2 separate regions of the Homo sapiens genome follow, and region 1 is linked to region 2. Evidence: chromatin loops called from intact Hi-C (ENCODE). Cell type or tissue: dorsolateral prefrontal cortex. All regions are shown on one strand. Each heading gives the region's core, and the rest is flanking DNA. Links, peaks and the distances in the headings are about the cores only. Region 1 holds the start of DNAJC2 (DnaJ heat shock protein family (Hsp40) member C2). Region 2 holds the start of NAPEPLD (N-acyl phosphatidylethanolamine phospholipase D).

Region 1 (2,800 bases), core at 49-2,548, 200 kb after region 2:
GTGTAGTATGGGTGTGTGGCTTTTAAGAACACTGCCTTTTAAGCCTTTTGCTCTAGTTGTAAGAGGCACACGGAGACACATAAATGCAACACGTGCCATGGGTTATGTTCAAAATCACATTCAACAAGCGCCTATGTGACTGGCTATGGGAATTACTGTAGATCACTGGACCTGAAGACTCTTAAGTTTACAATACTCATGACTGTCCTGGGCCATAAAACTAAAACCTACAGCAGCAGGACAAGTTTCACTTGTAATAACTGCCTTTCAAAGTCTACGCGGATCTTTTCAGCAGCACAGTCTTTGAACACCGAGTATGAGGAGCGGTGTCTGAGTTGTGACATTTAAAAAACAAGGCCGGAGCAAACGTAGAGAGGGAGAAAGTTGTTTAAGAGAGCGCCAGTAGCAAAGCTTTGTACGACCCCAGGCACGTGGGGTGCTCGCTGCGCGTAGTCTTTCCACCGTAGGCAAGGAGATGCTTATGAGAACCTTTCTGGGGTGCTGGGGGGTTCCGTCCCGAAATGCTCAGCCCAATCCATGAGTCAGCAGCGGCGAGAGGAGGAAGCAACGGTAGGAGCAAAAGGAAGGCACCCCTCACCCTCCTTCCTTCTAATCTAGGGTAGGATTACTTTAAAACACGGAGCAAAAAGGCACTCGTCACGGCCCCATACGGCCCCGGGGCTAGTCGCCAGGGTCAAGGGTAGAGAGAGCCCAGGGTTGCCGAGGCGGAGGACTGAGGCAGGGGCAGCTGAGGTGAGAAGGAACCGAGGTTGGGTGGGCACTTACCAGAGGTCAGAGCGTGGGTGATGGCGGTGCCCCGGCCGTCCGCGGCGCTTGGCAGAAGCAGCATGATGGCGCCGGGTCTAGCCCGGTGGGCGCAGCGGCTCACGTCCCGGGCGGAGGGCGCTTAGGGTCCCCTCCAGCTCTACCTCTCACTCCGAGCCTCGCGCCTTGGCTCTAAGACGCCCAGGAACCGGCGCATGGAGACGACCAGTAAGCACTTCCGGGATGGATCTTTCGTGGTGTGGAGGCCAGTCTCACACCCTCCCACCCCCGCCAACGTGTGCGGTAACCTAGTTCTATACTGACTGAGATCCGGCTGGAGACCAAGTCGCACGAGAGAATGGTTCCTAGGCGCATCAGTTTTCCTGTAAAAAGGATTATATTCCACGTCCCAGTGCAATACATAGAACATAACCTTTAAAAGCAGTTCTTTTTATATTATCTTTAAGTTCTTACTGCTTTATGTATTAATCTGAACCTAATCAGTGATTTTCCCAGGAGCGCTATACTTTTAAGTAAAAAATGAAAATACCTGTATGAACCAGTATCGACGACTAGTATATACATTTGCGGAGAATTACGTACGTGTATTTGTGATACATTTGTGTTTAACTTGATGATGATAATAGCAGCTAATATTTGTCGTGCTATTACTAATTTACCTGCATTATATCTTTTAATACTCGCTTGGAGAAGAAACCTCTCTCTAGTGTGTTAGATTGTATTCCAAGGCCAGCAATATTTTTACCTTGTTCTAATGAAGTTTTTATTCAAGATATTCCCAATTATAGGACTCTGGGACTTAATTTTTTAATGTATAATAAAATCAATTGTATTCCTACTATATGCTTCCTTCTAAGACTGCAGTCAAAAGCAAAAACTAGCAAAAACAAACAGTGGGTAAAGGCTCACCCCCAACAGCAGTATCTGAAACAGGTTCAATAAAATAAACTTGATATGCCACTCTTTAGCAAGGACCACCAGAAATTAGTAAATTAGAAAATAACTTACTAATTTCATTATATTTTCACAATTAAAGTTTTTAAATATATTATATATATATATATGTATATTTTTTTTTGTAGAGACAGGGTCTCACTATGTTGCCCAAGGTGGTCTTGAACTCCTGGCCTCAAGGGATCCTCCTGCCTCAGTCTCCCAAAACTCTGGGATTAGAGGCGTGAGTCACTGTGCCAGGCCAATTAAATACATTTAATTGGTCTGTATATCTGCTGCATGATAAAATTGTCACTTCAAAACTGACTTTTCAAAAATTGAACTAAGGGAGGCTGAGGTGGGAAGATCGTTGAGGCCGGGAGGTGGAGGTTGCAGTGAGCTGAGATCACACCATTGCGCTCCAGCCTGGGTAACAGTGAGACCCCGTCTTTAAAAAAAAAAAAATTGAACTAATCTTCTGCCCCAAAACCTCTTCCTGATCCCTACTAATGCAACCACTGTTAAAACATGCTCCAAGGTGCAAAGTAACCTGACTCCACTTTCTTCATATTAATATATTTTTTTCCTCACACCTCCTCCCATTCAATTTTACCATTAACTCTAACATGGGTTTTTGTTTTTTTGTTGTTTTCTTTTCTGAGACAGAGGCTTGCTCTGTCGCCCAGGCTGGAGTGCAGTGGCCTGATTTCGGCTCACTGCAATCTCTGCCTCCCAGGTTCAAGCGATTCTCCTGCCTCAGCCTCCCGAGTAGCTGGGATTACAGGTGCGTGCCACCACGCCCAGCTAATTTCTGTATTTGTAGTAGAGACGGGGTTTAGCCATGTTGGCCAGGCTGGTCTCCAACTCCTGACCTCATGATCTGCCTGCTTCAGCCTCCCAAAGTGCTGGAATTACAGGGGTGAGCCACGGTGCCCGGTCGGGGGTTTTGTTTTTTAAAAAAATTGTGCTAAAACACACATAACATGAAATTTACGATCTTCACCGTTTTTAAGTTTACAGTAATGTTAAGTACATTCACATTATTGTGTAACCACCCTACAAAACTATTTTTATCTTACAA
Region 2 (2,800 bases), core at 247-2,746:
ACTGGACTAATTTTAAAATTAGAATTTTGTAACATAGAATTTCTACAATATAATTTGGAATTCTGAGTGAAAATAAGGGTATGAGAAATACACTAAGTATTTTTATCTCTTGGAGACTTACCATAATTCTTGTAGCAGGAAAGCCTGCAGAATGTTAACAAAACAAAATCTCTGAAAATCCTGACTATATTTTCAGTTGACTTGAAACAAATTTAACCCCTCAATCTCTCCTTAAATTATTATTTTAAATAAGTACTTTTACCCTAAATTTCTTCTTTAACAGACCCAGTATTTTCTTGCAACAAAAATCACACTATTGTGGGATATAGGTAATCTTCTTTTTAAAGATTACATAACTTCTTTCTAAACGATGTCCATGTCTGCGGCTAATTCATAACCAATGTAACTGAAAATAGAAATGGAAATGTTAGAGATTTCCATTTTTTAACAAACATGGGAATTATTTCTCAATTTGAAGAACTGCATCTCAGGAATGACTTCCTGGACAAATTAATCAGAATTATCAAGTAGCAAACATTTCATGCTAAGCCAAAGCCAACCAGGTGAGTCAGTCATATTATAACATGTATATATAACAACGTACAGTAAAGGCAAAGACAAGAACTAAATGACTTTTTAAAAGGCTGTTAAACTTTACTCACTCCCTTAATATTTTCCAGGTTTAACTGACGTATAATGAATGCATGTGATCCCGGAACCCATGGAAGAGTATCTACCATATCGAGCTCTAGCTTGAAAAAAAAAAAAAAGGAAAAAACAAACAAACAAAACAACAACAACAAAAACCTATCTGAATACGTGTTCTGAAAAGCCCACAATAATACCCAATTTATAAGAAGCAAACAACCACAGAACAGAAAACTCAAGAAAGCACAGCCTTCCACCACCCCTCCCCAGCTAGCCCCATTTTTTTTTTTGCTCTTCATTTCCATTCCATAGTTAAATAAGTACACTTATTCCAAAATAAAAGGGGAGAAACCTGTTGGAATGGATTTTTAGAAGATAAACACTATAGATGAAGCAACAATAAGTTGCTCGGAGGAAGTTGTCGACCCATTCATTTACATACAACCAAAAGAAGATAAACCCACATGTATTCCTATCAGTGAAGATGCAACCTGGTAATTTGCAGGGAAGATAGGATCTCAAATCCCAGACAGCTACTCTCCCAAAGAGAAAAAAAATAATGCTGTGGCTCTTCACCGAGGCAGCTTCAGAGATGCAGGCTCCGCAACTCGCGAGGTGCGAAAATTCAAATGAAGCCCTGTCGCTCACAAGTGCGGCATCTCCGAGATGAGGGAGGGCTCGGGGACGGGAAACCCACTCTCAGCCCGCTCCACTTCGCCGAAGAATTCCAAACCACCCCAGGCTCAGCAGTGTGGATTGCTCCGCCCAGAGACCGTGGAGGAGGCAGCAGAGAGGTCACAGAGCACAGCAGGCGGGAGAAAACCGCCTCCCGCGAGGTCCAACAGAAACCACGGAGCTCCGGACACTCGGGATCCCGGGCCGCGGGCGCGCGGCCAGAGCGGCGGGGTGCGAGCGCGGGGGTGCGGACTCACCTCGCGCTTGGGGTGGCCGGGAGCGCGCGCCGCCTCAGTTCCGCGGCTTCCGGCCACAGAGTCCCCGCGCAAAGCGCCGCCGCGTAGCGGGAGGGGCGACCGCGGCAGGCGCTCGGGTTCTTCCTAACCCGAGCCCGCCGCGCTGGCTCCGCCGAGGACGCCAGCAGCTGCAGGCAGCGCTTCAGCTCTCGCCGCCTCGCCATCGTTGGGGCGAGTCGTCGCCGGGTCACTCCCTTATTATGACCTTCGAATCTGACAGCAGGGCCAGCGGTGGCCTCCTTCAGGCTGCCTCTCCAGCCCTTACCAAGATGGCCGCCCCTGTGGGCCGGGGCGCCGAAGCCATCTTGGTAAAGGAAGCGCCTGGGAGCACGCGGCCTGCCCCGGCCCGCCTCGCGACTCAAACACTCTGCAGGGACCCTCCTAAGATCAAATTGGTTCCCCCCGCTGTCCTAAGCCAGAGGCTTACTTTCAGATCGCATGAACGCATTCCTGGACACCAGCCACAGTTGCTAAAACTAAATGGGATCCTGCAGACCCATTGACGGACTGTCATAGCCAACTCAATCACAGTCGAGAAGCATTTGAATACTTACAGCCTATGGCGCTAGGATCCTGGTAGCGAAGAAACTAAACTCTAATTTGAAATGTTGTACAGTACGTATTGAATATTAATGGGAGCACGGCATTGTTCACTGTGTGATCGTTTACTTTTAAAATGATGTCACAGCCCCCTGGTACACACGGTTCTCATCTAAATTTGCATCTTTTTTAACGCTAGGATAACTATGAAAGAGCATACGATTGTGATTCTGAGTTTCTTACTGGATTTGCTTTTTAAACTGCAGAATGAAATTAGTTGTTTCAAGAAGTAAAGTACAGGCATGTCGAAGTAAAATTCAACAATGGGTTGTTGGGCAAAAAGATTATAAAAGTCCTGGGGTGTGCCAGGGTCAAAAAAAAAAAAAAAAGCTTGTCCCTGGGGTTATCTTGGCAAAAAAGAAACCACCACCACAGGTTCTAAATGCAGATAAGACTGGCAGAAAAATGCAGACCAAACTATTCTGCATTTTGAAAGTGAATGTGCCTGTGTGACATTGGAGGAATGTAAAGAACTGTATGTCAAGTGTGGACTTTATCTCCTCAGGCTAGCTTAGAGTGGCTGCTGAACTTAAGGGTGATTAAGAGCTGCTTGCACCTGGGTGGAGCTGAAACTGCATAAG

What was found. Peaks named below come from ENCODE experiments on the same cell type or tissue, not always from the same donor. Only the 100,000 strongest peaks of a DNase experiment are listed, where the experiment ranks them.
Region 1: it touches region 2 in a loop (6-fold over the local background); 12 of 110 quality-filtered maps call a loop at or near these places.

What each region holds. Positions count from the first base shown.
Region 1 is chr7:103,343,773-103,346,572 of GRCh38, forward strand. It overlaps DNAJC2 (DnaJ heat shock protein family (Hsp40) member C2), which reads right to left and starts at 995. Exons shown (of 17, transcript NM_014377.3): 1 at 787-995. The coding sequence starts at 850. It also overlaps a transcript of PMPCB not described here. RefSeq lists an enhancer at 938-1,177. In dorsolateral prefrontal cortex, for the core only: a CTCF peak has its summit at 992; DNase peaks (open chromatin) are centred at 549 and 1,049; H3K4me3 peaks cover 1,619 bases; H3K27ac peaks cover 1,418 bases.
Region 2 is chr7:103,147,699-103,150,498 of GRCh38, forward strand. It overlaps NAPEPLD (N-acyl phosphatidylethanolamine phospholipase D), which reads right to left and starts at 1,401. Exons shown (of 5, transcript NM_001122838.3): 1 at 1,113-1,401. LOC105375434 reads left to right here. Exons shown (of 3, transcript XM_047421168.1): 2 at 1,320-2,800. The coding sequence ends at 2,122. In dorsolateral prefrontal cortex, for the core only: CTCF peaks have their summits at 1,433 and 1,734; DNase peaks (open chromatin) are centred at 1,573 and 1,813; H3K4me3 peaks cover 2,500 bases; H3K27ac peaks cover 2,500 bases.